2 separate regions of the Homo sapiens genome follow, and region 2 is linked to region 1. Evidence: read pairs that join two places in POLR2A ChIA-PET (ENCODE). Cell type or tissue: CD4-positive, alpha-beta T cell. All regions are shown on one strand. Each heading gives the region's core, and the rest is flanking DNA. Links, peaks and the distances in the headings are about the cores only.

Region 1 (15,985 bases), core at 2,115-6,114:
ACCAATAATGTATTTTTCACTGGATTAAACTGCTGGCAAACAGTCTATAGCTCCGTTTCCCTTTTTTCAACCTCCACAAGCAGAAATTTAAATCCAGTGAAAGTTTTGGTTTTTTGTAATAAGAAGAAATATTTTCTTATTGAAACGACAACATTTGAAGCTAATGAAAGAATCTCACCAATAATGTATTTTTACACTGGATTAAACCGCTGGCAAATAGCCTAATGTTTAACAATTCTGTCATAAATTGTGCGGAATGTCTACTTCCTAAATTGGAAAATGAAATAATACAACATGGATAATTTAAAATTCATACACTGCCTATTTTTTTTAAAGATTAAAATGGTTTACAGTAAAAACATGGATCAATTATTTTTAAATAAAAAGGAAAATTCTGAAAACAACTAATAATGAAATGAAGAATAACAATTCCAAAACACTTCAGAGATGATGTCTATATGAAGAAAAGTATTAGGTTGGTGTAAAAGTACCTTCCATGGCAAAAACCTCAATTAAATAGTTTCCTCAGTAATTTCTAAGAAAAAGGAAAAAAAAATCTTCAGGTCAAATGAGGGAGGGACATGTAAGGGACAGAAAAGTTTTATCTTTCCTTCCAATGCTTTTCGGTTCTTGGAAGGATTATACAAAATAGACACAAATAGTTAAACAGGGGGTTCCCAAACACTGTCCTGACCAATGTTACTTGTGCTGTCTCAGGGTTCCATGGTCAAGCACATTTGAGAAACATTTGTACAACATTCTGACAGCAAGCTGAACATTAACACCCTGAAGATTTTGAGAAGTTCTGGAGTAGAACCACCTGTTCGGCTCTGTGGAAACCAGAATTTTCCAAATTTGTTTGAAGATAGAATATTTCTGCATGATCCACAAATACAGGAGCTTACATAATATTTATCTCTGCTTCAGTACAGAGAGCAATTGCAGCATGCTTTCCTTCCTTTAAGCCCCGAGATTATTCTACCTTCATGTCTTTCTATTCACCTTCCTCTCTGAAGTTCAGGGGTGGGACTGTGGGGGCATTGAATCCTTCTGTGCCTTGTGATGCCCACATTTACTAACAGTGAGCTGTCTCCTCCCATATTTGTCATTTTAAATTGCTAATAGAGCTTTCTCTGAGGATTTTTGATAGAGATTCCATCCTTCCATAGTTGCTTTGTTTCTGCCTGTGCCAGGCACCTCAGAAGTAATTAACAACCTGGTACTATTTTTAATGTTTGTTTCTATGCCTTGAAAGTCTGTGATGGTTCCTATCCAAGGCAGGTGGTGTAAATATTCATCTCAAATCCAAATGAAGCCTGGTGTAAAGTTTCAGATTCTCAGGGACAATCCAGCTTCCTTGTTTTCTCCCTTTGCTAATGGGCAAATTGTTTTTCCCAGTGCAGCATTCAACTGAAGATCTGTTTTTCCGCTGTTATGTGGAAGACCTGAATTCCAGATTTTTGGTTTACACATACCTCTGTTTTTCTTCCATCCATATGAGGGAACAAGTCTTTCTTGCCAACCTTTGCAAGTTTCCCTGTAGCCTTTAATTTTTTCCGCATATTCTGATCCCTGAAGATGTCCCTTACTTTCTTGTTCACTAAGCTAAGCATGTAAAATTGAGGACCAATGTACTGAGCCCCCTTTTATGAAGTCTGGCAATTCTGTGAGCATCCAGTCTGCATCAGTGCAGCACCCTGAGTTAGAGCTCTTTGTTAGGCATCATAGAACAGGAAGGACACAAATAGTGTCCCTGGCAACAAAGACTTCAGCTCCTCCCAGCTCAGGAGGCTTTCCCAGGACATGTCCTATAGATTCGGCTCTGCACAGCTGTTCGAGAAATCTGAAAACCCTAAGTTGCACTGTTAACCCATCATCTTGTTAGCCCTGCCCAGGATGTCAAAGGGGGAAAGGAAATCAACATTTTTCTGCATTAAATGGTGACTTAAAGAAAGCTACCTCCATATTTGACCCTGTAAATCCATTAAAAACCTGGGGGCCTGCCAGAAAGTGCCTTTATGCTTGGCTCTGTATTAGCTTTCGTGACTTTCCTATAATGAATTGTAGCTTGCTTGGGTCATTAAGAAGATTCTGACAGGGAATCAGCTGGAATCTGCTGTTCTTTGAAGGACTCAATTTATCTATGATTCAGTGCTTAAGCAGTCAAAAGGCTTGAAGGGGTCAGTCAGGGAACATAGCTCATAACTCTTATAGGTGCATTGACTTTTAGTATATGCATTAGATAAACTTAAGACAAGAAAATAATTACTTTTCTTGCCACCTTTGCTCATTTGTTATTTAGCATTCCAGGCAAGGGTTAATTAAAAGCTTCTGTGTGTTGGCTCTATGGCTGATCACAGGCCAAAATTAACAGATTGAAGCTGTACTATTACAAGATTACATTATGTCTCTGTTAGAGATAGCAACCAATAAAACTGGATAGTGCTAAGTAATGCTAAGCTATTAACTTTTAACCTTATTATAGTTTTATATTCTGTATTTTCTAAATGTGTCTGAATGTCTTGTTTTACTTTAAAATATTTTGTAATTCCTGTTTCGTATTTTGCTTTTTAGCTTATTAATGTGGCTTTGGGTAAATGCATTTCCATTGAAAACACTACAGTCATTCTGGAAGACTGCGATGGGAGCAAAGAGGTATGCTAAACTGTTTTCTATCTCATGGTAGCTGATAGGTGCAGGGTATGACACATTCATTGCTCAACTGAGAAATTCATCTTTGCCCAACAGAAAAATAATTTTCTAAATTTCTTTGTAAAAAGAGAGTCCACCACTAAACACAAAGACAGTGACTAAGGGAATAAAGGTGTGGGTCCTGCAGTCAACTCACTGGGTCCAGAATGAATCCAGTCCTGGCACCATCATTTGCAAAAGCGTGTTAACGTCTGCAGATTCCTTAACCTTTGGGTAAATGGTAGTGATAATCATGCCTACTTTTAGAACTGGTGTGAGGCTGGAGTTAGGTAATACATATGAAGCATGTAGAACAATACCTAATGCTTACTGCTCTGTAAATGTTTGCTGTAATAATAATAAAGATAAAAATGTAAAAAATGCATAACATAGATAAAGATACTAAAGAGACAACATATTTCTAAATAATCATTCTAAGGAAGCAGTCTTATTGTCTGATTCCATTCTTCTTTCCCCTCATTTTCCCGCATTTTAAGGGAGTAATGGAAATAACCAAATCCATGATCCATGGTAGAAACTCCTATAGGAAAACTCCCCAAACTCAGAGCGCAATGGTTAGTAGAGGGAGTCGGGCCAGGAAGCAGGGAATAGAGACTCCTTCCACAGTGCTGGAGGTGAGCTCTGAGTGATTACACTTCCCTCTCTAACATACATTCCTTAACAGTTCTGTGTTTGTGGAAACAGTTATTGGTTTGAGTGGCAAATAGGACTCAGAGGAAAATGGATTCATGAATAGAAATCAGTTCCCAAAATTGCAGATTGTTCTTTGGTACAGAGATTATTTTGCAATGGTAATCTAGGCTTGTTAAGTCTTACATCTTTGCTTTGACTTCAAGATACTGTTTATATTTTTTGGTGCATCCCATCTCTACCTCTTAACTCAGAGCTACTACTAGAAGAAAAGGTATCTCTGTTGCTATATTTAGCTGTGAATTGTAAACCTGAAGCCAAGGCCACTCTTTTTTAATTAGGAAAGAAAGGAGTCAAAGGGAAGTGAAGAAGTGTTAAAACTCATTAAAAGAAATAAATTTCACTTACTAACAAAGAGGAAATAAAGTCATAAATTGTAAAAACAAAACCACAATTATTTCACATTATATGAAAGGAAAGTATTAAATAATGCATTTTTTTTTTTTTAGGAATCATCATAGCAGGGAGTTTTTGTGCCAGAGTAACCAGCATTTTATCTGAAAACCCAAATTCTATTCTTGATGACCATTGAGTCTTTCTCAATTGGATGCTGAGAGGCAAAAGTATAAATTATGCAGGCTTCGACTTCCACAAAGCCCCAGCTCCCTTTTAGTCTTTGTTGCTCATTTTTAGCTTCTGCCTCTTGTGGTTTGCTTGGGTAATAAAAAGTAAAGAAATGTGGAGGAAGTTAACTCATTTTCAGCAGAATTAATGAGGCTTAATACCAAGCCAGTGACTACAACATTCATCCAAAAAGGCTCAGAAAGAATAAGACCCTTAGATTGAATCATCAAGCTCTATCCCTTACCTTACCTAAAAAGTTTCCTTAGTTATTAACCTTTAAAGCAGTTGAAACGTATTTTTTCAAGGTAATATCTAGCTTCTCTTAGTAGCACATAACTTCCTTATATTATGCCATACTTCCATGCTTCCTACATGTTAATGTTCACGTGAATCACCTGGGGAGTTTGTTACACTGCAGATTCTGAATCAGTAGGTCGGTGATGTGGCTGAGACTCCGCACTTCTAAGTAGCTCCCAGCTGATGCGGATGTTGGTCCAAGGACCACCCTTCCAATGGCAAGGTCCAACACAATGACTTTGATCTAACCTGATAATCAAAGTTAAACTTCACTTACAATACAAATGATTCATTAGGTAAAGGCATTTAGATAGATTTTACCAGAAGCCTATTTTTTTCAAATATGTTTATATTAGTACAAAACGATAAATTTCCCACAGACCCAGAGCATTAGAGTAAATTGACCGGGTAGACAATAGTAGGTTGTAAACAACTGAAGAAAAATGTTTCAGAATTAAAAACATGGTTTCATTACCTGAATTGGTACTTATTTTAGACACTGGCAATTTCTCCAAGAGCAGTTTCTATGAACTGGGGGATGCCAACCTGGTAGCAACCTGATGATTCCTCATGCTAGTAGCAAAGAAGGACTTCCACCTTTCCTACAATCGGACAAAGCCTTTATGATGGTTTTATACAAGGAAGCATAAAATCTCCACCCAAGAAATTTAGGGCTATGACTGGTATCTCCCTGTAGCCACCCGTGGCTTAGAACCTTAATCATGTGGTAGACTGAACATTCCAATTCTTTAAGCACCAGGCTTGTCGGGATTCAGAACACTGAAATGACATCCATATGCAGACAGAATTAATTGCACTGAATAATTTTTATTATTGTAACTAACATTTATTGAAGGCTTATTGTGTGCTAAACACTTGACAGTCATTACCCCAACCCTCTGAGATAGATACAATCGCTATCCAACTTAAAAATAATTAGAAAAATAAGATTAGACAGGGTAAATAATATGCCCATACTATCAGAATTACAAATGATAATACCAGGACTTGAATATAAAATGTCAGATCATAGTTCCTATATTCTTAACTGTTGCTAACAAAAATGTTTGACAAAGCCCCTGCCTGTGTTTGCTGCCTGAAGTGACCTCTTTATTCATTTCCCCCACAGCTTCAACAATTTAATTACACCTGGTTAAGACTTATTAAATGTGGAGAATGGTGTATAGCCCCCATCCCTGATAAAGGAGCCGTAAGGCTGCACCCTTGTGATAACAGAAACAAAGGGCTAAAATGGCTGCATAAATCAACATCAGTCTTTCATCCAGAACTGGTAAGCAAAAGATTGGTACCTCTTCTTTACCACAAATTTGACTTTTGATCAAATAGGACATAAAATTCTCATTGTCACCTTCCTCAGTCAGAAGTTTTGTGTGTTTGTGACCATGGGATTATGTAAAAGTTCATTCACAGAGATGCATGGATATCTTTCGAAAGTTGACAAGTCCTTTTTTTTTTATTTTTCAAAATTTATTTCAAATGAGTTATTTTAAATAGAAATCACCAAGTTCTTCTAGTTGCATTGCTATCATTTGCTTCAGTCAATCAACAACACCGAAAGTCAGGCTTAAAGGCTAGAACTGGTCCCCACTGGTCATCAGTAATGCTTATAAGGAGAGGATATGGGCAACACAGGAAGCAGCATGTCTCCTACAAGTCCTGCACTTTAGAGTGAATCTGGTTCCTCATTCTGCCCCCTTTCCATAAGAGACTCTTCCCATCCCCTGTGGTACCCAGAAACCGGGGCTTCTAAGGGTCTGCTGGAGCCAACTCTCACCAGCTCGCTGGAGCCACTTGTGCACACCCTTGCCAGCTTTGCATTTAATCATACCACATTGGTAGCTGGAAACTGGCCATATTGGGAGTATTTATACCACAGAAATTGGAAGATGTTACTGGATCAGGGATACTTTTCTGAAGGTCCAGTTGTTCCATTTACCAGAACATTCCTGGTCTACTGTATTCATTCTCAAAGTCCTCTCCATTTGTCCCAATTACATTTTAACAGAATACGGAGTCATAAGCCTTGGTGTAGGAGCTTGGGATTGGCGAGAATAGTCTCAGAATTGCCTTCTTAAATTTTCTACAATCTCTCCAGCAGGTAGCCACCAAATCTACTGTCTACAGTAAATATTTGGGTATTTGGAGACTCTCAGTTTGTCCTGGGCTATCCCCAAAGTAAGCACCTTTGCTTCCTTTAGGTGCCTCCGTTCCTTTTAACAACACAATGACTATTCTTTTCTCAACATTTTTCTTCCTGCTCAGAGCCAAAACTGGGGCCTGAGTAATGTATTCTCCAACATTTCTCCCATTAGATCTTCTCTGTTGTATTTCAATTCTTTCTGAACAGTTTTTTCTCTTTAGTAATAATGGTTATTATTGAGTTATTCAGAAAGATTAGGAATTATTAGCATATATGCCACTAATTTTATTTTGCATAGTGTTAGGAAATCCATAAACATGCAGTGTAGTGAATAACTTACATCTTACCTTCTCCCTGTGCCAAAGTCAGGAGGGAGGGAAGGAGAAAGGGGGGGATGTGGTAAGGAGAGAGAGAGAGAGTGAGAGAGAGAGAATATGAATAAGAACGAGAACTAAAACACATTCTTCATCTCCAGAATTGAATCTTGGGAAAGAGTTCAAGCATAGCAGTTTCTCTTAAGCGGTAAGCTGATTTGGTAAAGGAGGTAATTTAGTTAAGATAGCAAAAATTAGAAAGCCTTTTCCCTACCTTGTTTGTACCTATGACTTTGGAACATTTTACACAGCTGCCTTCTGTCTTGGGTTTCCCTTTTGATGTTACCAAATGTCCTGGAGATGAATAGCTTGGTGATCAGCTTTCTTCTTTTTTCAGTTTTTCAGTAGTTTTCATGCTATTGCTACTAGGTCTCCCATTATATGTAAGTCTTAAACAACAAGAGAAGTATAAAATGAGACTTCCTTACAAATCCTTGACAATACTCAAGCATCGTATTTCCAAAATCCTGCAAGGGTGACAATACTTTTGTAGCAGCAATCTTTAAAATAAATTATTATGAAAGTCACCCCTGTTTGATAACTTTTTAAAGTTTAAAAACAACATGTGTAATTAAGATTGTCTTTGTCATAGTCATACGTAATTAAGAAAATTTATAGATGAAAAAATATATAAGCCATTAGTAAGGTCTATCTAATTTATCTACCATTTCTAGGATATTCACTAAATATTAAGCAATAATATAACTTTCTTTAATGCTGTTGACTTTTTCCTAATCTGGATTTTGGACATCAGTTATTATGAATTGTCAGAGATTATGGTAAGGAGCTCATAAATAAAATACATCACTTCCAGAATTTTGTAATCCAAACTCACAAAGACACCTACTTTAAAAATTAATTAACTTTTTGTTACGGTATGTATTCTTTCTTTACCATCAATGAAGTAGTTATCATCTATCAAATCCAATAAATGTCATCTGTAATGTTTTCTCTTTAAAGAGTATAGTTCTCAGCCATATCATCAAGAAATTTTTCTTTTGCCTCCTGAGGACTTAAAAGTCTTATAGCTTGGTGGAGGATGATTACTTAGTCTGAGACAGAGACAAATTTAATACTTTTCAAAGTCTGTGTTTATGTTAATAATTTAGTTCAGAAGAATTCTTAAAAATCAAAAATATAACTGCCTGTCCATTTTTTTAATTGATTTTCATTTCTTCATATTGCAGTTATCAAATTCAGCCTGTGGCTCATTCCCAGCTCTTCTTTCTCTCCAGGTGAATCACATTGTTTTTGAAAACAATCAGCAATTATTATGCTTGGAAGGAAATTTTTCTCAAAAGATCCTGAAAGTAGCTGCCTGTGACCCAGTGAAGCCATATCAAAAGTGGAAATTTGAAAAATATTATGAAGCCTGAAGTGTAACTGATGTTTTTATATAGTAAACCCATTAAATACTGTGAAAATAACACTGAACTTGGAAACTATATTTCTCAGCGGTAGTTTAAATTTTCAATTTTAATAACATTTGAATGGAAGATTTTTTATAAATCACAATATTTGGAATACCAAAAGATGACTCAGGAAAACAGTCCAACATTGGACTGAAGTCCTTCTTCGGAACTGGGTGGCCTTTGAATTGCCTGCTTTCCACCCTATGCTAGACCTCATCATGCAAATTTCCCTGTGAAAGCTAACAGGTAACTGGAAATGAAGACAGAAGGACTTGAGAAAGCATGAGGATATTCCCAATGACTATGTTTGGTAATAATCAGCTCTTCTGGCCCACAAGTAGGAATGATCAATGAGAACTTAACTTAGTCCTTTATTTGGGGATTTTTTCATCAAACAAAAATTTCTTGAGTTCTTATGGCTAGAAGACCTCAGATGCCCACAGCTGTCACGTTTGTGAAATCCCTCCAGACTACATGCATGCTTACCTAACAGTTTGAAATAGTATTGATCTACTGCTGGTAACCCTGCTTGATGGCAGCATTTTGATCTAAATTACATAATGGTTTTTCCCAATCTGAATCAGTGGAAAAAAATTTAAGTGAGGAAGAAGAGGCCTTCAAATGCTTATTTAATTCTAGGTATGAACACTATTTCAGTTCATTTTGTGCTTTTAAAACTACAGTTTTAAAGATTTATGATACCAATAACTTCCTAGATTCATGTGGATTTTTTTTAAGGCAATGAAAAAAGGCTGGATTATAACACACTGTAGTAATCAAAAATGCATTTAAGCATTGAATGCACTCTAGTGCAGGGCCAAGTAAGAGGAGTTGAAATGAGTAAAGCAGAAATAGAGCTGCTGAAAGTTTCTTTTATATAAAAATAATAAAATACTACTTTAGATATAGTAGCATTCACAGGGATGAAATATGCGAAAAATGGGTTCTAAAATATTTCAAAGGGAAAATGAAGTGAAGGAAACATCATGAAAGGGGAAAGGAATGAGGTAAACAAGTCTTAGGAAGAGAGTTAAGAAAAAATTCCGCTGGACTTGGCCAAAGAAAGAAGGGGATCTAGTATCTCTATGAAGGAAAAAAGAGTAAAGCCCTCAGTGTGAACCCAGTGAGAACACTGACAAATTTGGGAAAAGTTAAATACTGATTTCATCCAAATAAAGCCTCTAATCTTAAGCATACCAATACTTTGGCATACCAGAAGACACCTTAGAAATCAGGATAGCCTTTGCATTCATTTTGGTAAGAAAACTGATGCTGAGAGGATAAATTACCTAAAAATCTTAAAACCCAGGCAAGTTAGTCAAAGAATCAAGATTAGAATTCAGGTTTCCAGAGACAGGGCTCATTCTAATGCCTCAGGTCACTGGCCCGAACAAATCTGCTTCACAGAATTCCTTAGAAAGAGATACACAATTCTTTGCTGGGATTGGGTCCCTGGAGGACAACCATACTATATTCTTGTTAATATGTTTTTTCTTTTTTTAAATTTAAACTTTTGTTCAGTTGAGATGATTGTGAAACTAGGTATCTTTCATTCTGACTCCTAGTTTAACATTTAATTTTGACTCCCAATGAGTTACGTAAAAGCAAAACTATAACTAAGAATGGGAAAAAGAACTATTTCTGCACATTTGTAACATATTTAAGATGTTTTCTTCATATAATTGAAAACTGCAGATGAGTAAGAGAATGACTAGGAAATGAGATACAGTTATATGACACATAATGATGTTTTAGTCAACAATGAACCACATATTTGACATTGGTCCCAAAAGATTATATTAATAATATGGTATCTTTAGTGTGCTTTTCTATGTTTAGACACACAAATACTCACCATGATGTTACAATAGCCTACAGTGTTCAATACAGTAACATGCACAAGTTTGTAACCTAGGAGCAACAGGGATTCCATATAGCCTAGGTGTGTAGTAGGCTACCTACACCATCTAGGTTTGTGTAAGTACACTCTGATATTCACACAATGATGAAATTGCCTAATGACACATTTCTCAGAATGTATTTGTGTTATTAAATGATGCATGACTCTAATTCTTTTCAAAACAGAGCCATATGGGGCAAGGGGGATGGGGGGACGCAAGTCAGTTGTCAAAAGACTAATTGAGTTACTGACAAACTGAACATGCTAGGTGCCTCATGTAATTCTTCATGTAACTAAAAAATGTTGAGAGGTTTTTTTCCCCCGGGTATATAGGCTCTCTTTTTATCCGAAAATAGTTTCCACAAAGAAGTCAACTCTGTTCTGAAAAAAAATGAATTGCATTTTGAATACACTTATCTTTGGGTATATCAACTAAAGGAAGTTGGATTTTTTTCCTTAACAGAAACTTCTGCAGTCCTCTCAGTTCACATCCTTTCTGACTTTACCCTGACAAACTTATTATATAAAGCTATATTTAAATCTATATTGTCAATATAACAAAGGATTGTTTTTGAACATCACAAATTTGTTCTTGGATAGAATTTTATACATTGCTTTTCATCATATATTTGCTCAGTTACTCTAAGAAGCAAGGAACTGATCACTAGTTGGGAATCTATATGGGCCTAAACTTGAGTGTATTGATTTATTATTACATCTACTACCAACATTTTCTTAAGCATAGCCTTCTAAATTTTTTCAGGAGATTAGAATAAAGGTATACATGCTACTCGGTCTTCTGGTAATTCTAGTGATAAACCTTTGGATGAGACAGGTCCTAATCAGCACTGAATTCTTCAATAGGAGGCTGTGTTACAGGAGCTACAGATTTTTCCCTGGATTAGCTTAGGTCATTGCCTTTACTTTAAAAAAAAAAAAAAAAAGTCTATGCATCTTGTTACCTTGAATACAAGGGTGGTCTTGATAATATTTGACAGCACTAACCAACTTACCAAGCCATCTAAGTGCTTCTGAGACTTTTCAGTTTGCACAATTTCTTTCTCCTTTTCAACAGTTACCCAGCGCTTCTGCCCTACTCTCTTGTAAGCTGACACAGTTGTTGTTGGTACAATCTTGTTCTATCACCAGCATCAAATTTGCTTAATACTGCTTGTTGACATCCCCTCAGCTGTCATTCACAGCAAACCACCATGTGCCATGATCACAATGTATTATTAGCTTCGCCACACTAATTTGGAAACATTCTTTTAGATATTAAAACACCTTACTTCTAGTATTAGTTTGGGACTGCAGAGGGGCAAAGATACCATTTACAGTATATAGGAGTCCAATATTCCCAACCAACCTTGATTTCATGAATGGCTTGTAATTATTTCTAGCAGGCACTCATGCAATAGAATAAGATTGAAACATGCCAGAGAGTACCATCTTTCTTTGTTTTAACATCTCTGATTGAATTCCTATATTCAGAATACAAGAAAAAAAATTTACCAACCAGGCGCAGTGGCTCACACCTGTAATCCTAGCACTTTAGGAGGCCAAGGTGGGTGGATCATGAGGTCAGGAGTTCAAGACCAGCCTGGGCAACATGGTGAAACCCCGTCTCTACTAAAAATACAAAAATTAGCTGGGCATGGTGGTGGGCGCCTGTAATCCCAGCTACCTGGGAGGCTGAAGCAGGAGAATTGCTTGTACCCGGGAGGTGGAGGTTGCAGTGAGCTGAAATTGCGCCACTGCACTCCAGCCTAGACAACAGAGCAAGACTCTATCTCAAAAAATAATAATAATAATTTTTACCTCAGAAGAAAGCCCCAAAATCTTGGATTAAAACAAAAAAATGACATTGGGTGATGGGAAAAAAGAAAGGAACTAATTATCATTGAGTGTGTGTAGGTACTATTTGTGTAGGTGCTATATGTGTCCCATCTCACTGATGGGTACAACTCATCAAATGACTCTCATTCTCCCTGTTATATGAACAAGAAGGATAACTCCCACATACAGATGAGGAATTTGGTAAATTGCCCAAGGTCATCCCACAAGTAAGAGATAAAACCCAGTTTCCATTTTATCTGGCTCAAAAAAAATTTCTCTCACTATACCATGCTGCTATATAATTAATTTTCTTCTTTACAAAGGGCTGTCATCTCAGGTGGGTGCATTTAAAAGTTTCTTGGTCTCAGATTACTGATGCCACAGTATTGAGATGAGATTGAATTAAACCCCTTTGGCCTCTTTTGGATGTTGTATAAACAGAAAAAAGAAGCATGGTCTCTCTCTCTCTGTGGTAACCAATTGATGTGTAGGTATAAACATGGCTACCCCCACATGTTTTGCTGTGATCTATCTCTTTGACTTCATGCAGAACCTATTCTTTTTCATCTCCTGGACCAAATGTGAAAGAAAGAAGTGGACATGTGGAGGATTCTTTCTCTGTGAATAATATTGAAAAAGCTCCATTTTCTGGGGAAATACCCATGGTTCATTGTCTGATGCCAAGAAAGAATTCAGGACACAGACACACATGAGGAGTGGGTTTAGGAGTGGAAAGTTTAATAGATAAAGAAGAGAGTGAGAAAGCTTCCTCATGTTGAGAAAGACAGTTGCTCAAGAGAGGGTTTTCTGGGTTTGGGGCAAGATTTGATTGATTTCATACAGAGGCTTGAGGAGGCGGTGATTGATATACATAGGGCCCGGGGATTGGTTTAACCAGGTATACTACTTACATAGCCGGTGAAAAGACTGGCCCTCCCACCCTAACCTTTTATTATGCAAATGCATCTTCTACCTGGCTGTCACCATGACATTTGCACACGTGGCTTCACTTCACCAGTGCCATGTCACCCACACACCTGGTGACAAGGAAAAGGGAGCAGGAATCACCATATTGAATGTGCCTGGCTTCCAGGTACAGCTGCTAGCTTTACATATGGGAGCCTCTAGCTTGCATATCTATACTTGCAACTTGACTTTTCAGGCTGCTTTTTGTTAGAAAATAAGTGGCTTGGGGGCTGCTTTTTATTAAAGGAAAAATCCACCGAGAACTATTTTACCCTTTCTAATGGCCTAAAATAAATTTTTAATGACTCCTGTATTAATATTACCAACCCTTGATCCCTCCAACCTTTAATCAAAGCTAGCAGATTGCTCATCTTGAACAGAAATAAAAAGTTAAAAAGTTGGAGTCCTTTAAAACACAAACCATGACTTTTTATTCCTACTCATTGTGTAGGTTGTCACTACTGTGCTTTTGCAACAACTTTTGCATGGGTTACTCAATAGTTGCTACAAGACAAAATGCCTTACAATTAGAAAAAAAAATTAACCAGAGATATTGTACAAAATATTTATTTTTTGACAGTTTTGAATAAGCCATATAAAGTATTATATATCCCTAATGAAGCTTAATGGATAGTATTCCAGGTGTTGGTGGTGTCTGTATCTCAAAGAAAGAAAAAAATAACATCACACTAAACAGATTTAATGCCTCTGTTTTCAACCTAATGGAACAATAGTTATCATTTCAATTAGAGTCGCTTTGCAAGTTTATGTGAATCTTTGCTTTGTAAAAACACATACAAAACACAAGGGAAAATTCTCATTTTCCAGCAAATACAGCAACTTCTAATATGCTGTTTCTAATAATGAGTCACCATCAAATAAGTAATAAATATTTTTTTCAAAAACAAGAGCTTTCTGTTTTATTATTGATTGACAGATATTTACCAGTTTAAGGATATTGGTCATAAGCATCTATATAATAAACCCTTTATATTAGATGTTAAATTAAAATTTTTCATAGCATGAATAGATTTTTAAGTGACCACTCAAAAACATAGCAATTTTTGTAAATATACTGTATGTGTGTGTATATATATATATATATATATATATTTTTTTTTTTGATGCTTTGATCTGGAAGAAAGAAATATCAAGAGTTTCTATTCACAACATAAAGAAAATAAAATGTTTTTAGATATTTTTAACTCTTTCAGGTGTATAGCTTTGTCTGCATCTGGCCTTCTGCACAAAAGTATCTCAAGTGAACTTACACTCTGGATACCATTTTCCAAACTTGAAGGAGTAATCAAGTTCTTAATTATCAGGGTGCTTGTTATTTAGTTGAAGATTACACACATGTCTTCTGCTTCAAACAACTACCCCAAATTTGCTAGTTTTATACATATTAGCTTAAAAACAAGAGAAGCCAAAGATTAAGTAAGTGAATTGTGTTAAAGATTGCCTGAAAACATTTGCTAAGGGGAGAATAAAACTAAAACTGTGGAGTATAAAGGATGTTGGAATTAAACATTTTTAAGTACTTTTTCTTTTGCATCTGATCGACTGAAGTTATTATAAAGAAGGAATCAAGTATGTAACTTTAAATTCTAGGTAAACATCCAAATTACTTTCTAAATTCATTTCCAAAATTCTCCTGTGCTGGCAGTTAGCTACTAGAGATCATCATTTGATTTTGTAGTTTGCCATGTTCTGAGTGAGTTCAGCTGCTTACTACTACCCATGTCATTGTGTTTGTATTGATTGCCTGGCTCAGTTATCTCATGTTCTTCATGAACTATATACACATTTTCATTGTCTTTAAACAATACTGAGTTTTGAAGTTAAGTAGAATATTGTAGGGGTTATCAGAAACCCATATTCATTGTGGTATGTTTCTGTCTGATACTTTAATATTGGTAAATATAGTTTTTGACATTGCATTTTACAATCCTATTGTTTTTTAGAGTGATGAAAGTTCAAGTTTTAAGAGAAGTGGTTGCCTTTCTCATACTGTCAAACATATTTCTTCTTTATTATACTCTGGTGCTTTATCCTTCTCCATAATTCTCTATTATTACTTATTTTAAATGTTTTCCCTATCACATTGAAAAACTTAAATGTCCGTTCTCCATTTGAAAATATGCCAAAAGTATGATCCCATGTAAATATGCAGAAACGATTGCTATGAAAATGTCAGCATAGTTTAAATGTATTACTCTGATGATTACAGAGATTTCTTCAAGTTGTTCGTGTTAAGATGCATCTTAAACATGATCTCAGTTCCTTAAAAAATGATAAAAATTTTTCATGTATATTACATATCTACCTACCAGAAATCCTTTTTACAATTTTATATACAATCATTTTAAGACCTTTTTGAAATAAATAATGCAAATGAACTAAAATAAAGTGTTCTCTTGATTTCTGAAGAGGTATTCATTAATTATCATAGTAGCTGCTGATATACAAGGATTCTTTCTAAAGTTTAAAAGGCAGCTAAACAAAATAAAGTCTAGAGACCAGAAATAAAGACACAAACTTTTATTGAGAGTAAGTCAGACACAGCAGTTCTTTATTTAAATTGTGGATAGTTTGGTAGGTAGGGGGAGAGAGAGATGGTAGCAAATTCTGTGCCTTCAATGTAGCATTATATGAAAGGTAGATTTTATATTGGCAGAGAAATAGAGCTATTATTAGTTTCTATTTATCTAGCAACAGAGGAAAACAAAAAATCATGTAAGAAATACCAGCATTTGCACAATAAATTAATTCTCCCTCTTCCCTGGTACCAGAGTCCTTACCACCCCTGAACTTTGAATCACAAAAGCTCAAGTAAACCTTCATGTGTAGCTACCAGTTTGTGTTCTTAATCATGTTCCCCCTGAGTTTCAAATATGTTAAAAATCCCCCATGCAATCTGAATCAGACCTTTGTCTTTCCTAGGTTACAAAGACTCAAATGGCCAACCATCACCATTATGTTACCTGAGGTCACTTAACTCTGTGGCTTTCAACTCTGTGGCTTTCAACTCTGTGGCTTTCGTGTAAGATGGCGGTATAGGGCCATGGACACC
Region 2 (15,985 bases), core at 5,633-9,632, 120 kb after region 1:
AGACATATCTGAGCTCTCATTGGATGAGAACTAAAGCACAAGTGAGATCTAACCCCACTGGGCAGCATCACCTCACTGTGCCTAGTTCAGTGCCAGCTACATAGCAGCTACTCAGTAAATAATGGTTGAATGAATACGTGAAAATAATGGCTTCCTAAAACAACTCTCAGCTATCACACATTTGTTCCAAAGAAGTTTCCAATGCTTTCAATCTACAGGAGACATACAGCTGAACATTTCCATGGCACTTTAGTACTTCAATTGTGTTTTCACTGATAACATGATATTTAATTTTCATAACTTCCCTAAAAAGTTACAGATTCGAAAATGAATATTCAATGTAACAAAATATTTCCCAAGCAATATAAACCCAGTAAATAGCAGAAGTAGATTACAAACTAGCTTTCCCAGCTAGCCCATTGGATGTGCTGTTTTCATGTTGAACATTTGAATCATAGGTCAGAAGAAAGGGAATCCCTGAAAATGTGGATCAGAAAGGACCACTGTTTCTAAAGAAGAGCCCCTGGTGCAATGAAGAGTCTTTGAGGGAAAGAATGCTGACTTACACAGGATGCACAAAATAAATGTCACTGTGTGGAGGGGAAACCAGCCTGACCTTGGCTATGGGTCAGACCAAGACATTTTTGGCTCAAGAGTTAAACGGAATCTCATAATTTCAAGATTAGAAACAGGACAGACATGCAAGATAGAAAACAGAATGAAACTTAAAGTCTTCTGGATATGGAGAAGCAGAAATAAATTCTATGGCAATATATGGTTTAAATACACCTATCTGAAACACAGGTCTGAGACAGGTTTTCCGCTTAAGAAAAAAACATTGGCTGAAGCTCCATCACTGGGAAAGGAGGCTGAGAAAAGCTGATGCTGCTGGCTATGGCTCATGTAGAGCTTGTATGTTGAAAGGCAGGAATACCTAAACACAGCCTCGTGACCTGAGCCAAACAGCTCACTGAGTCTTCAGGAAAGGCACGGAAGCCCCCAGACCTGGCTCTGGATTGATAGCCTTGAAGTGCCAAGTGGGGGCAAGCATCCAGTTATCACATTGTGCTGAAGGGAGAGGCTATATGCCATGCAAGAGAAGTAGGCAATCTAAACCTCCAAACACAGATGTTTAATGATAAAAAAGATAATAAAATTGATAATTTGTGCATAGATTGTCTCTAAACAAAATGAAAATAGAAAAGTGTTCAAGGCCAGGTGCGGTGACTCACACCTGTAATCCCAGCACTTTGGGAGGCCTAAGCGAGCGGATCACCTGAGGGCAGGAGTTCGCGACCAGCCTGCCCAACATGGTGAAAATCCTGTCTCTACTAAAAATACAAAAAGTTAGCCAGGCGTGGTGGCAGGTGCCTGTAATCCCAGCTACTCAGGAGGCTGAGGCAGGAGAATCCCTTGAACCCGGGAGGTGGAGGTTGCAGTGAGCCGAGATCATGCCACTGCACTCCAGCCTGGGTGACAAGGGCGAAACTCTGTCTCAAAAAAAAAAAAAAAAAGAAAAGTGTCCAAAAAAGACTTTAAAATAAGAATTTTTATAATCCTCTGAGAGATATAATCCTCTGAGAGATCAATGTTTATAAGAACAAGAAATTTGAAATGACAAAACAAGAACAGATAGACATGAAAAAGAACTACAAGATAATAAGAAAGTAATTTTTATAACTCAATAGAAATAACACATTCTGTACAGAACAGCTAGCAAGAACATTTCTGGAGATGTTACTAAAGAATTCAGAAAGAATATAACACAAAAATATAAATAAAGACCTATGAAATAGTCATTAGGAAGCATGAAAGATAAATCAAGAAACTATGCCTAACATGAATTCCAGAAGATAATACAAGAGTGGTGTAGAAGGTATATTCCAAAAAGATTGAGTTGATAGTTTTCCAAAGCTAAAGAAAGTCTTTAAACAGAAAGAGCACTATAAGATCTACACGGTATAAATTTAGAAATGAATCCAGAACTAATTGCATTGTAGTAAAACCGTAGATCAATAAGGACAAAAGAATATCTTAAAGCAACCAGAAAAAGGATTAAAGATGGCCACAAATACTGGTTTTCTAGAAGATCCAAAAATAGAAAATCCCGTAGAGAAAGAGTTATCAAGAAAAAAAAAGAAGCATAAAAAGTGGTACAAACTGCAAGAAAAAAATGGGGGCACACTCAATTTTTGACAAAAATTTAAAACATCAGAATAATATTTTACTGTCAACTCAGTTAATAAATTTAAAAACTTTGTTAACAAAAACATAAGTCGCTAAAACTGTCTTTAAAAAAAACCAGAAATCCTGAGTAGTCTCACAACTAATAAAGTAATTGAAACAGTACATTAACAGTATTCCCATCAAAAAAGAATCCTAAAACAAAATGATTCAGATGGTATTATTAAAATTCTGCCAGAAAATAAGAAGAGGAAAACAGTCCCCAGGTCATGCTAAGAGTCTAGTAAACTTGATACCAAAACTTAAAAAGATAATCTAAGAAAATAAAATTACAGGCCAGTCTACCTGAAAAATGAAACTCTTTCAAAATCCTAAATACAATATTAGCAAATCGAACCTGTAATTACATTTACAAATTATAAATTTCAAGAATAAGCCAGCTTGGGTTTATCATAGAAATGAAATGGTAGCTTTATATTAGAATATATTTAAATTTCATTCACATATTGACAGAATTTTTTCAAATGAATAAATGAGAAGACCAGCTTAACAGATGCATAAAAAAAGTATTTGATAAAGTTTAATGGACAAGCACTATAAACACTACCAGCAAACTTCGTATAGAAGGGAGTCTCCTTAATCTGAAAGATAGCTCATTCCTAGTGGAAAAGAAATTAGGAAGAATTTCCTTTAAAATCAAGAATAAAACAAGGATGCCTACAACCATAATTTCTATTCATTGTTGTATGGTAGCGCCTAAGCTGTGAAGCAAAGTAAGAAAAAGAACCAAAACTCATTCATAACAGATAGTTATTATCTCTACAGTAAATCCAAAATAATCTACAGATAATTCATTAGAGTTATTAGAATAGATATTACTATTCTATAATTTAGCAAAGTGTTTGAATATAGTCACAGCACAGAAAAATTTATTTCACATGTCTATTAACGTCAATCAAAGCATTAGTTTTTGTAAAGAAACGATAATAAGAACAAAAAACATAAGGTACAGAGGACTAAGTCTAACAGAAGATGTATAAGACCTATATGCATAAAATTATAACTTTATTAGAAAGACTTTAAAGAAAACAACAAAAAATGGTAAGATCATCTATCAATAAAAAAACAGAATACCATATGATGTTGTTTCCTCAAATTGATATATATATATATAATGTGCAATCAGAGCCAGGAATGGTGGCTCAAGCCTGTAATCCCAGGAATTCAGGAGGCTGAGATAGGAGAACTGCTTGAGCCCAGAGTTTGAGACTATAGTAAGCTATGATCACGTTGCTGCACTCCAGCAAGGGCAATAGAGTGAGACCCTGTCTCCAAAAATAGATAAATAAAATTTGAAATCAATCAAAACACCAACATTTATTTACATATAATCTGCTTTTATAATTTATATAGATGATCAAAGGACCAAGAATAACTGTGCCCAATGTGATATCAAGATTCATTATAAATAGTTTGGGATAAACAAATTGACCCACGGATCATATTAGAAAGCCTATAAGCAAATCCATGCATATGTGGAACTTGCTTAAAAATAGAGGTTTTACTGCAAGTCAGTTGAAGGGGAAAGGGGGACTACAAAATAAATGGTACTGGAAGAACTGGTTATTCATATGGAAAAAAATTAAATTGGAATTTTCCCCATACCTCATAATATATATAAAAATTTATTCTGGATGAATTAAGGACTTAAAGGAAAAAGGAAAAATGTTAAAAAGCTTTAGCAGAAAATATAGATTACCTGCCAAAAATAATTAGGAGCTCTCTCATAGACAAAAATATTAAAGGAGTAATATATTCAAAGTGCTAAGGGAGCTAAACACCTACTTAGAATAATTCAATTACCTATCAAAACTCTCTTCCAATAGTAGCAGTGAAATAAAAACATTTTTACACAAAAATCTACTTATCCCCACAGAAGGAAGGACTATAGCAAGAAAGTAAGTAAACCTAGAGGTAAGGAGTACAATGCAACAAACAACAGCAAACATATCAAAACGAACAAGTTGGTGTATTTCTTCACTACCAGCTATAGAACAAAAATCTGTATTTTGTACTTTAAAAAAATTGATACAAATCCTCTAAAGTAAGTATAATAAGGAATATAGGGTCTTCAATGGGCATTTTAAACATTGTATGGTGCTCATGATGTTCTGGAAGAGGATGGAGATACTGAAAAATTCATACATTGGTAAGTATGTACATTAAAACTTAAGGCAAAAACATGCAAAGAATAGAAATTGCTTAAAGGCATCAAATAATGATTTGTGCAAGTTAGTACTTTATTCCATAGAATATAGCCCTATTTTTCATTCTTGTTTTCAATATTTCTTTTTTCTAAGAAAAGGTGAAAAAGTTAAACTTTTTTAAAAAGATGTTCACTAAGATTATCTTTCTTTTGCAAAAACAAATTAACTTTAAATTCAAGTACAATATGAACCACTGTTTACCCCTCATAAAAATGTAGCAACAAAAATGTTAGAAATGTTTTCTTTAAAGTCAACCATAAGATTACCATTATTTACAGTATATTGATGATCCTAGCCAATGCTATAGGAGAGGAAAAATAAATTAGTTTCAATAATTGAGCTAAAGGGGCAAAAAATTTTATTATCTGCAAATGATAAGAAATCTATATAGAAAATATAAGGAAATCTATAAAAATTATTATTAGAATAAAGGGAGTTCAACAAAACTGGATTTTTTAAATTTAAACAAAATCATTAGCAATAAGTGGCTGAAAATTAAAAGATTAATATAGCAAGAACAATGAGGAAGTAAACAAGAATGAATATAATAAATGATATGTAAAAATATAGGAAGATAATTACAAAATATTTTTTAAGTCCATAAAAGATCTGAATAAAAAGATTGAGATCCTGAATTCAAAGTGAGAAAAGTGAAAGCCATAAAGATTTTAATTGCTCTCATTTATTTCATAAATACAATTCAATTCCTGTCAAAATTTGAGCAGAGGTTTTTTCAAGGAATTCTATAAATTGATTTAACAAAGCACAGAGATAAGCACAGTGGCAAGAGTATCCAAACCAATGTTGACAAAGAAAGCAAGACTTGTTGATGAGTTGGATGTGGAGGAAGAAAAAGATACAAAATAAAATCCACTCTCTTGGGCTCAATAATTAATAAGCTCATATTTCATGAAGAAAACTAACAAATGGCAGCTATTTCTAAATAAAGCCAAAGTAAGCAACCTGCTTAAAGTAAACTACAATCTCTGCTCAGATTGGCTACCTGGTTGCTCTGCAAGGGGGAGATTGGGATGCAGAGGTCACTGAGACAAACAGAGAGGTCTTTAGAACTATGACTCAGATGCATGAGTGAGGGTCTGGACTTCATGGCTTAGGAGACCCTCATCAGCCCAGAAAACTGAGATTTTTAAAAGCCTCAAAAAACCATCCCAGGGAATTTTCAATGGACCTCCTGCATTATTTACTATCTCTTGGACGCTAATTTCTTCCTCCTTTGAATTTGCTAGTGTATTTGCCAATGAAAGCAGATTCAAGGACAGTCACAGGATTAGACGGATAAGGTTTTCGTTTTAAGGATGAGGCAGAAGAGAAGGACACCAAAAGAGGACACGGAAAAAGTGAAAAACCCAGGCCCTCCAACACACTTGGGAAAATAATGACCTTTTTTGTTTTAATTCCAAACAAAATGTAAATCAATAGAGATCACAGGTGCACTAATGAAGAGTTCTTCAAGTGGCATGCCTTCCTGTTGCCTTTCTGAGCCTCATAGACACACAGAAGGAGGAAGGAAGAAAGTGATTTACACTGGTTTGCAGAATTTGATATTCCTCCAAAGGTAATTGTGCGGCTCTTGATAATTCAGCAGTTTAGATTCACCACGACATTTCTTTTTCAAGGGCTATCTCAGTTCCTCAAATAGATCTTTATTTTACCACTCACACATTCAAGGATGAAAAATGTGCCTCACTGCATTAAATTAAATTACCTTTAAAACCTGCAGCTTTGCTTCAAGCTCCGTTCTTTTCAGAATCATTGTTCCATTAAGAGTCTCTATCCTGTTTTAAGGAAAAAAAAAAGAAGAGGAAGGTGGGGAGTGAGTAACATGAGTGATTCGTTTAAATAAGTACCATACTACAGAGTACTACACTTTGAGCACATACTATACTAAAAACGAAATACAAATGTTACAGTTCTCATGGCACTTCGAGTAGCTGGACCAAAGCCAAATCTTCTGATAACAGAGAAAGAAAATGGGGGAAAACTCCCCTTGAGAAGGTGGCTAAAAGAAAGGATCCTAGTTAATTTGTAAACTATAGCTTATTTTATAGAAGTCACTATGTGACAATGATGGCTGCTCTCTACTAGAATCTGTTCTTGTGGGGATGGGCTGAATGACCTCACTCATTTGGTAAATATTTATTGGGCATCTACTATGTACCAGATTCTAGAAACCATGCTGAACACAAGGGGCACAACAACAGAAATAATAGGCTCTAGGGGCTTTCACAACCATGGAATTAACATGCTACTTCTTGAAAGAGGGAGAAATCCTTTCCTCCATAGGATTCTAGGAGCCTTTACCTCTGTAAATCTCCTTATAATTTTGGTACTAGAAGAAACAGAAGTACAACTACTATGACATAATAACCTTCATATGATTCTTTATCTCAAAACATTCAGTTTACAAACTCTAATCCTAGAATTATCAACTTACCAGTGTTCTGTTCTTCCCACACCACACACATTTCTAAAAATAAAATACTTGTTCTATTCTGAGTGATTTGATTTGTTCTGTGTGTTCAAGTTAAAGGCTTTTATTTTGACTACTAAACCATCAATCTGAATATGATTTAAAAATTTCATTTGTGAATCACACACCAATTTTTAAAGTGTTGGTTCAAGTTCCTTCTTGTAATTAAGCTGTACCTCTCTATAAAGATGCAAGGAATTTTTCAAGGCATGGTAAAAGCATTAAATGTGGAGATCAGTCTTCTACTTCTAATAGCATCATGCCAGGAATAATCAGGTGGTAGCAAGCTATATACTGTCTGTTTTCTCCTTAAGGTGATCTTGACTCTCTGAGAAATAGTGGGAATCCATATGAATCTGTTTCATTGGGATTGAATGTCAGTTTGACCTGCTGAAGCAATAGATGTGTATGGGCAAAACTGCAACCATTGATTTGGCCATTTTCCTCAGTATTTGTACAGACTGTCTCCCATTTTCCCGGATTTCCAACAGTTACCTCCATCTACAACCCCTATTTACCTGTGGTCTACCCTCTTCACCCATGTGGAACATGCTTTCTGACTCTAACTACCAGCAGTTCCCCTCAGACTCTGCACGGTTCCTCTCCTTTGGATCCAGGGTTCTCTAGAGCAAAAGCACCTCATCCTTTACCCTGAACTCACAGGACCTATAGAGTTGGACCCAATTTGTTACCACCACCATCTTTCAAATCTGCTCTCACAAACACCCAAAGCATCCTTTGAAGTTTTACACCAGAATCACTGAAAAGCATCCAGCAGATTTTCTACTGGCAGCTTCCAAGGAGCAGCTGTAGCTGAAAAGGACAGATCCTGGCATCCAGAGCAGGTGGTCAAACCCCAGCCCTATCACTTACCAGTTATGTGACCTTAACTAAGCCCCCTCTAAGCTTCAGGCACTTCATCTATAAATAGGAATAAAATTAACCTCATGGGTGGCTGTGAAGAATAAATGACACAATATATGACCCACCTCAATCAGAATAAAACCCAAACTTGTTGGCATGTCCAAAGAGATCCATGGTCTGCCCCCAGGCCAACTCTCTGGCTTCATTTCTTATTATACCCTCTCTAATCCATCAAATACCAATTATACTGTCTTTTTCTCTTTCCCTTGTACATGCCAAGCCCATTGTGAGCACTCAGAGACCTCTCTCTTTGCCTGAAGTGCTCTTACGAGGAGTTCATTTGACCATCCTTCTCTTCATTTAGATCTCAACTCAAATATCGCCTCCCTAGAAAAGACCACTTTACACATCTAAGCCAAACTAGCAGCCTTCTTACCTAGCATGACAGGCCATTGCTGTTTTGCACTTTTCTCATAGTAGTTATCAATAACTGAAATATACACATTACTTAAATTTCAGGCTTTTCTGAGCCATTTCCTTCCATAACTATTAACGTACTAAGAGAGTCTTTATCTTCGTCTCTCCTGAGCCTATCACAGAGCTGGAAACATAGTATTTGCTCAATAAATATGATTTTAATGAATGAGCGAATTTCATCATTTAACTATCCTAATAAGATTTTATTAGGTGCTAGTATTGTTATGGTAGAAAAATCAGTCAAACCTCTAATTGGGAAAGCCAGTGTTCTATTAAGAAGTTTGGGGCCAGGGGCGGTGGCTCATGCCTGTAATCCCAGCACTTTGGGAGGCGGAGGCGGGTGGATCATGAGGTCAGGAGATTGAGACCATCCTGGCTAACACGATGAAACCCCGTCTCTACTAAAAATACAAAAAATTAGCCGGGCATGGTGGTGGGCGCCTGTAGTCCCAGCTACTAGGGAGGCTGAGGCAGGAGAATGGCGTGAACCTGGGAGGCAGAGCTTGCAGTGAGCCAAGATCGCGCCACTGCACTCCATCCAGGGCGACAGAGCGAGACTCCGTCTCAAAAAAAAAAAAAAAAAAAAGAAGTTTGGAACATTTGGAACATGTGGTGTGAGTATGTGTGTTTCAGGGTGGGGAGGGTTGAACAGACTATTCTTCCTTCCAAATGGAACACTAGAAGAGAAAAACAGGTGGCTTGTCACATAAGAGGAAAAACTCAGCCCTTCTGACCTTTGATTTGTTTTAGCTACAGGATTATATCAACCATGAAAATTGGATCAGTTCTTCCCAGTTTAAAGAGAATGTGTGCCAGTTTAATTGAATTTGACATTAAAAAAATACATTTGTAAAGGCCATCCTTCCCACACAGACGTTTGGGCTATTGATGTCCTCTGACTTCAGATGTTGACAGTATGTTCAAGTGTGAGGAATCTTGAGAAACAAAAGGAACTGATAATGTTTGTACCCCACTCTAAAGCTCCGGTGCACTGCCTCACTCCGTCTTGTAATGCTGAACAAAAGGCCTATTTATTCACTCATCAGGCTTTATGAGAAAACATAACATTTTGAAGCCCCACGGGAACTAGACAGATAGTTACGTTAGCAGGTTTCCGGACGATCTGATCAGGTCAACGACTTGTTTGTAGGTAAAACCTTCTGTGCTCACACCATTGATATTTGCAAGGACATCACCTGGGAGATGCCAAGAAAAATGAGTGTTATGTTGGTTAGTTAAATAATCCCTCCTGACATGCAAATGAAACAAGCAGCTCCAAGTCTTAAAAACATAAAGGAGCCAAGAAAACTCAAAGCAACAAATACATCCTGACCTTCACTCTCAAAACATTTTATTTTCTTTCCATTTAAATGATTCCTAACATGAGCAAAAATTTAAGTTACCAGCTTGCAGGCCAGCACAGTGAGCTGGGCTGTCCTCCTGTATTTTGCATATCAAAGTGAACATTTCCGAGGAGCAGGCATTCTGATTCTGGGGCCTGTAAGACTGTAAAAATTAAGATGATATATAGTTACTATTTAACAACCTCAACATCTATTTGCCAAAATTTAAAATGATGTCAATTATCATTAAGCAGTATAATAGGTAAGTTCAAAGGACAAAGGATTTCCACTATAAACTAAATCAAGGTATCAATTTTGCAATTCTACCAGACAATCTGTAGCCAACTCCATTCATAAAGACATCTGTCATGAGAAAGAAAGTGAAATGAGAGTGGCTCAAGATTTTATATTTTCAAGCCCAAGATATCACCTGATGCTATCACGATTTATTTTTAAAAATTGAGTTTCTCATTTCCCAATGGGATAAAACAACGATGGCCAAGTGCAATGAGAAAAATCCCTAAGTGGTTCTCCCAAGCTAAAACACTCATTATAGGAGTATGAAATTGTACACATGCAGCAAGGAGACATGCCAACAATGATTATTTTAAATCAGAGTTCTGCACATAATGACAATCTGCCCTGCATTTATTCAAAAGTACTATAATTGACTCAATTACCTTCATTTCTGAGCACCCTCTGGTATGCCTGTCCTGAATCCTCACCGGTTCATTAGTCACCCAACTAAATTAGAAAAAGTTAAGCTTCAACTCTTGCCTCAATTAGGCACAAGTAGTTTGGTGGTGGTGGGTTTTTTTATTTTTAATTATACCAAAACACTGAATAAATGTTTGCTAGATATAGTGTCCCAATGACCTATAACAAATATAATTTTCTTTTTTTCACACATTTAAATTATGAAGTCTAGTTCCACTTAGAAGCAAAATCAGTGTTCTGAGTAGAGTACGTCTTTTAAACATCTGATTCCTAAAATTAAGCTACATTAAAGTAGTACTTCCTTGTGAAAAAATTGATGTCTGATGTTCATTCTTTCTTATTCAATAATCCCTGAGGCATCACAAGTCAGCCACATGCAAGCAACTTCTAGAAACTTGGGTCTGTTCACCTCTAAAGGACTTCTATCTAATCTATAAGGCACTTAGAATCCCCATATCTTAAAGGTAGAAGGGACTTTAAAAGATCATGCACTATGTTCCCATCTATGTCAGAAACTTCATTGACAGCTTTCCTGCCAGGGGTCTTCTCAGTATAGCCTAGACCCTTCTGGAGATGAAAGACTGATCTAGTTCATGTGGTACATGAATAAAATATACAACTGACACTCCTTTGGGAAACCACTGTTCTAACAATTCTCATTAGCAGTGAGACTCTACCCTCCATTCCCAGAGATCAAAGTAAGTACAGTGCAGTAGAAACATGTTGATTTATGTAGCTGGCACCTCCATATATGTTCACATTGGGTGTAAAATATGGTAGTTAGAAATAGAAAAAAACAGAAACCCCAAAGCTACAGAAAGTATTAATTGGATGCTTTTTTCTCTTACCCAGTCTTCTAGCTCCCATTAAGGGATCAGTGACACAATGATCACCTGCATTTCTTAGAGACACAAAGATCTCATTGTCCTTTCTCATGCCCAGTGACATTCATTCTAACACCTGTCATTTGTGGATCTTCTATTGGTAAGGCACATCACTAGGTACATTGCATGTATTATTTCATTTAAAACTCCTAAGGACCCCATAAGGCATTAGGAGGATATGAATTCAGGTGTGCATGAGTCCAAAGTCTGCATTCCTATTGGGCTGCACGATTCTGATAAGCAGCATAAAACTAGCTCCCATGGAGAACCATGGATCTGGTCTCTTCCAAAGTGTCATTCCTCTAGTAGGCCACATCCCAAACATGTACTCACACTGCATGCACAATATGGGTACATGAGGTTCTATCTGATTTTCAAAAAGTTCCCAGAAGCATGTCTCCTATTTGTTAACTGCTGCAAATCTGATGAGTACTAGGGAATAGATTATGGTGTGTATTTGACAATGGAGAGCATATACCAGAGGGAATTTACAGGAGTGTGGGTTCCTGCATCACTGAGATAACACCTACATGCTGCCATTTAGAGGTGCCATTAGTTCATGTTGATCTACAAAAGTTCAGTGGTGTTGTGGCCTGACATAGTTTTGACTCTTGCTCCACGGAGAATAAGTGTTTATGGTATGGGAGAAAAACTTAAGAAAGTAGTGACATTATTATGGCAGTATAAGAAAAATAAAGAAAGGTGAGTAGTCGTTTATCCAGTTTTCAGTAGCCACTGCTGCACATCCTTGAGGATAATTTTCCTTTAAAAAGAAGCAGTGACAAAAAGCAGTGTCTCTACAACAGAATAGGGAGTAGTTCATATGACCGGGGAGTAAGAGGGAGCACTATGCTTCTAAAACCTATAGATTTCACCAGTTACTGTGGTGAATTACAGATTCCTCCAAATTTAAAAGTACAGGAGTTAGGAAAGTAGAAGTGATCCTCTTTTCAAAGTGCCTTCTCTGTCTTCATTGCAGCTAAAGTTCCATTTTGTTTCTTTACTCATAAAACATGTTTTTCTTAGCAGTTTCCTGTTCCTAATCTTAAAATAAACACTGACTTTCCAATTGTGGGGCTGATATCACACCAGAGTTTTCTGAAAGCAGCAGTAAAGCTAAGATCTAAAATCTGATATAGAGTGTAAGAATATGATTATGCAAAACACATCCAAAAGACATGCAAACGTACTATGGAAAAAAAAAACAGAAATGCTTAAGCTACTACTGTTGCACTTAATTGGGTTAGACTTCATTTGACCTACCTCACCCATTTTACAAATGTGCTCATGAAAAAGCAGACAGCTAATAAGCAATGAAATTCTTAGGCAATTATGCTGAAACTTATAAAGACTTAAAAATTTCCTACAGCATGAGGCAATCTGCAAGTAGAGCCAAATGTTCTCAAGTGTTTCAAATAACAATTATAAAGCATTGTCATTAGGAAAAAAAGCTACAAATTGCTCATTATGTACAATATGAACTCTAGTTGCAAAACATACCAGGAGCTATCCATGAATATATGCATTCTATATACACAGATGTATAGTCTTTCGAGTGTCTCTTGAATGCCAAAGTAAATACTTAAAATCTGATACACAGTATAACAATATGATTATACAAAACACATGCAAATATATCAAGTACACATCTGTAAAATGTATTTCACTCTCTTATCTAAGACCTAGCTGATACCAACCTAGCTGATCAGTCTGGGACTTAAGGGAAGACTGAAGCAACTAAGCACAAACTGCTGAGCATATCGCAGAGGTTTTGTTATCATCTTCAATGTTTTCTTTCCTTAATAGTACTCAACACACTGAAAAACTACCCCCAAACAGCCACACACTGAATAAAAGTCATAGGCTCCATCATTCTCTAATCCTAACTTCATTTTTTCTTTGCACATAACATGACACTACCGGTGCCACTTTCTTCCTTGGAAGTCTAGAAAATGTGAAAATTGCCCACCTGAATTTCAAATCCAAATGTTTCATTATCCTGCTTCTCCACAGTAACAAGCTTTCTGTAATAAAAATGTTTAAAAAAGAAACTGCATGAAAATTAAAGTATCACATTTGGCACAGATCTATCATTAAAAATAACTGTCACAATTAAAAATAACTGACATTTATGTAAATTGTAGTATGTAAGATTCTGTGTGTGTGTCTGTGTGTGTGCGTCTGTGTGTGTGCGTAGAGAGAGAGAGAGAGAGAGAGGAAGAGAGAGGAAAAAACAGTCTGGAGAGCTATGTTCCTAAATATTTTGGGAGAGACAAAAAATAATTCAATCTCTTTACCTTTGAGACCAGGAAAAGTCACTTAAAGAACTTGATCTGGTCAAAGCAAGCTGAAAAACACAAAAGACATATAGTTATCCCAGGGTCTTCAAGATACACTGTAAAATGTTCTAAATCTCTCTCTCTCTCTCTCTCTCTCTCTCTCTCTCTCTCACACACACACACACACACACACACACACACACACACACACACACACACAACCTGTTCTTTACCACCTTCTTTGGCCCAGCTCCTGGGAAATTGTTGCATAAAGGCAGCCATTTCCATTCTCTACATTCTCTAGTGATAGCAGAGGAGAGTAGGGAGACAGGATTCTAGGCATTCCAGTTAAAAGATTGAAAGAGGTTTAGATAGTAATACAATGTGGCAAAAGAGTTAAAATAATGTGGCAAAACTCCAAAGCTTCCAAAGAGAACTTCCTCTCTGGTCTGTATTTAAAACAGCCTCTGAAAGATTAACCATAGCAATTTGTAATCACACTGAAATCCAAAGAAAAATAGCATACTTAGAATGGCATATGAAACCCAAATACTTTATAGTTTTTGGAGATGATGATGAAATGACAGTGTTTACTATAATAATTCAATACGTTACTGTTTTTAGTAGGATAAAATAATCTCTAAACAACCAACTCACACACACAATTCAGGTAAAACCAGGAACTCAAAACCTCATTTCTGCTTATGATTTATTTTTGTAATAGTTTTGGAAGACTAACGTGAAATTTCCAGCCAAGAAAGGAAAGAAACCTCAGAATAGTATCAATGGTATAAATAATATCACCTTCATTCCTCTGCACTTTTGGAAAAGATCATATAAACATAAGCTTTCAGGACACATTCTACCACTGTAAACAGAAGCAGCATCAACAAAAGGTGACAACTTATTTTTTAGGAAAATTGCAGCAGGTTTTTGTGTTTTTTTGGTCGGTTTGTTTCTTTGTTCAGGAAATGTTTATTAGCCCTATTCTCAAATGTTGCTTCAAGGGCCCAAAACATAAGCTACTAGCTAACCCATGGTTTTTAATTGTCAACCTGAAATGGTTGTCATATATAAATGAACACATAAAATATCAAGAGATCAATGCATAGTCAGTCCAGACAAAGCAAAATAAAATAAGTAAAGGATGAAAACTAGAAGGGGGAAAATATGTAGGAGATATTAATGCTTATGTGACAAGTTACACAAATGAAATGCTTATTAAGACATTCATTAGGAGTGAAGCCTACATCACTGTAGGAATTTTGAATTACCAGGTACCAAATGCCAGCATTTTCACAAATTTCCTGGAATGGACCAGTGTTAAGAATTCAGCCACCAGTCCATAAACTTAACGTAATGGAGAGGTGGTCTCTTCTTACCAATTTGCTGTAAATTAATTATATTTTCCTCTTTTGTTAGTTCTGGGCTTCAACTCACTTATATCGCAATGGAGACTGAAATAAATTGCTCAGACCCAAAAAGATTCTCTAGTCTTGCTAAAAAGTATCTCTTTTCAATTTATAAGCACTAACTGTGGAATGCCTACAAGGATTGGTATGGTTTGTTGTAACCTGATTTTGTACCTCGTATGTACCGTTACCAAGGATAGGGACTATTCATCTATGTTAGTGGGCTTCCTTGCAGAAGAGAGCCACAAACTTGATATTTCCAAGCATTCTCAGTCTCTCCCTTATATTGTACTCATATTTTCTTAATCTATTTTTATTATCTTCAGCTGCTTGTTTTCCGCCCTTAAGCCAAATTACGTAATGATAACTAGGGCTTTTTTATTCTTTTTATAAAAGTTTCTTATACCTCTATAAATAAGGGCTTATATTTTTAAGGTATTACTCTTGCTATCAGTATTCATCATATTATTCATATATCCATATAGAGAGAGCTATATATATATGTATACATATATGTATATATTTATATGAAATGCATACTGGATCAAATACTTCACATCTGTACATAATCATCTGTGTGATTTGGACCTCTTGGGGAATGTTATTTGTTTTACTTTCTGCCCCAATGCCCAACACAGGGCCTGGAATAGAATGGAAACTTAAAAATGGAGAAATAGATAAAAATAAATAAACTACTAAACGAAAATGGAAGCAACTGAGATGGTTGAAGAGCCACATTAAATATTCACGTTCAGGAGAAATATGTAAAGATAGTCTTCAACATTGTCCTTTATTAAATTCAATATCATAGGAAAAACTCAAGGATAATCACTAAAATACATAAAGTAAAATTTAAAAATCTTAAATATGTAGCAAGATTTAAAAATGAAAGAAAACAGACAACTGTATATCCATATGCAGAAGAAAGAAACTAGACCATACCTCTCACTCTATACAGAAATCAACTGAAAATAAGTAAATGGATCAAAACCTTCATGTAAAACCTGAGACAATAAAACTACTGGAATAAAACATAGGGGAAAGGCTTTAGCATATTGGATTGGGAA

Evidence for each region. ChIA-PET counts read pairs that join two places held together with the same protein. Peaks named below come from ENCODE experiments on the same cell type or tissue, not always from the same donor. Only the 100,000 strongest peaks of a DNase experiment are listed, where the experiment ranks them.
Region 2: POLR2A ChIA-PET joins it to region 1 with 5 read pairs; 3 of 35 experiments call an interaction of 5 or more read pairs at or near these places.

Annotation. Positions count from the first base shown.
Region 1 is chr2:157,303,175-157,319,159 of GRCh38, forward strand. It overlaps GALNT5 (polypeptide N-acetylgalactosaminyltransferase 5), which reads left to right. Exons shown (of 10, transcript NM_014568.3): 8 at 2,575-2,655; 9 at 5,393-5,554; 10 at 8,034-15,317. The coding sequence ends at 8,174. It overlaps ERMN (ermin), which reads right to left. Exons shown (of 3, transcript NM_020711.3): 3 at 15,457-15,985. Among named protein-coding and RNA genes, the nearest start is that of ERMN, 15 kb to the right of the region's middle. In CD4-positive, alpha-beta T cell, for the core only: no CTCF peak of the experiment used is centred there; no DNase peak of the experiment used is centred there.
Region 2 is chr2:157,421,174-157,437,158 of GRCh38, forward strand. It overlaps CYTIP (cytohesin 1 interacting protein), which reads right to left. Exons shown (of 8, transcript NM_004288.5): 2 at 13,525-13,574; 3 at 13,197-13,251; 4 at 9,687-9,789; 5 at 9,386-9,479; 6 at 6,178-6,247. Among named protein-coding and RNA genes, the nearest start is that of CYTIP, 15 kb to the right of the region's middle. In CD4-positive, alpha-beta T cell, for the core only: no CTCF peak of the experiment used is centred there; no DNase peak of the experiment used is centred there; H3K27ac peaks cover 2,643 bases.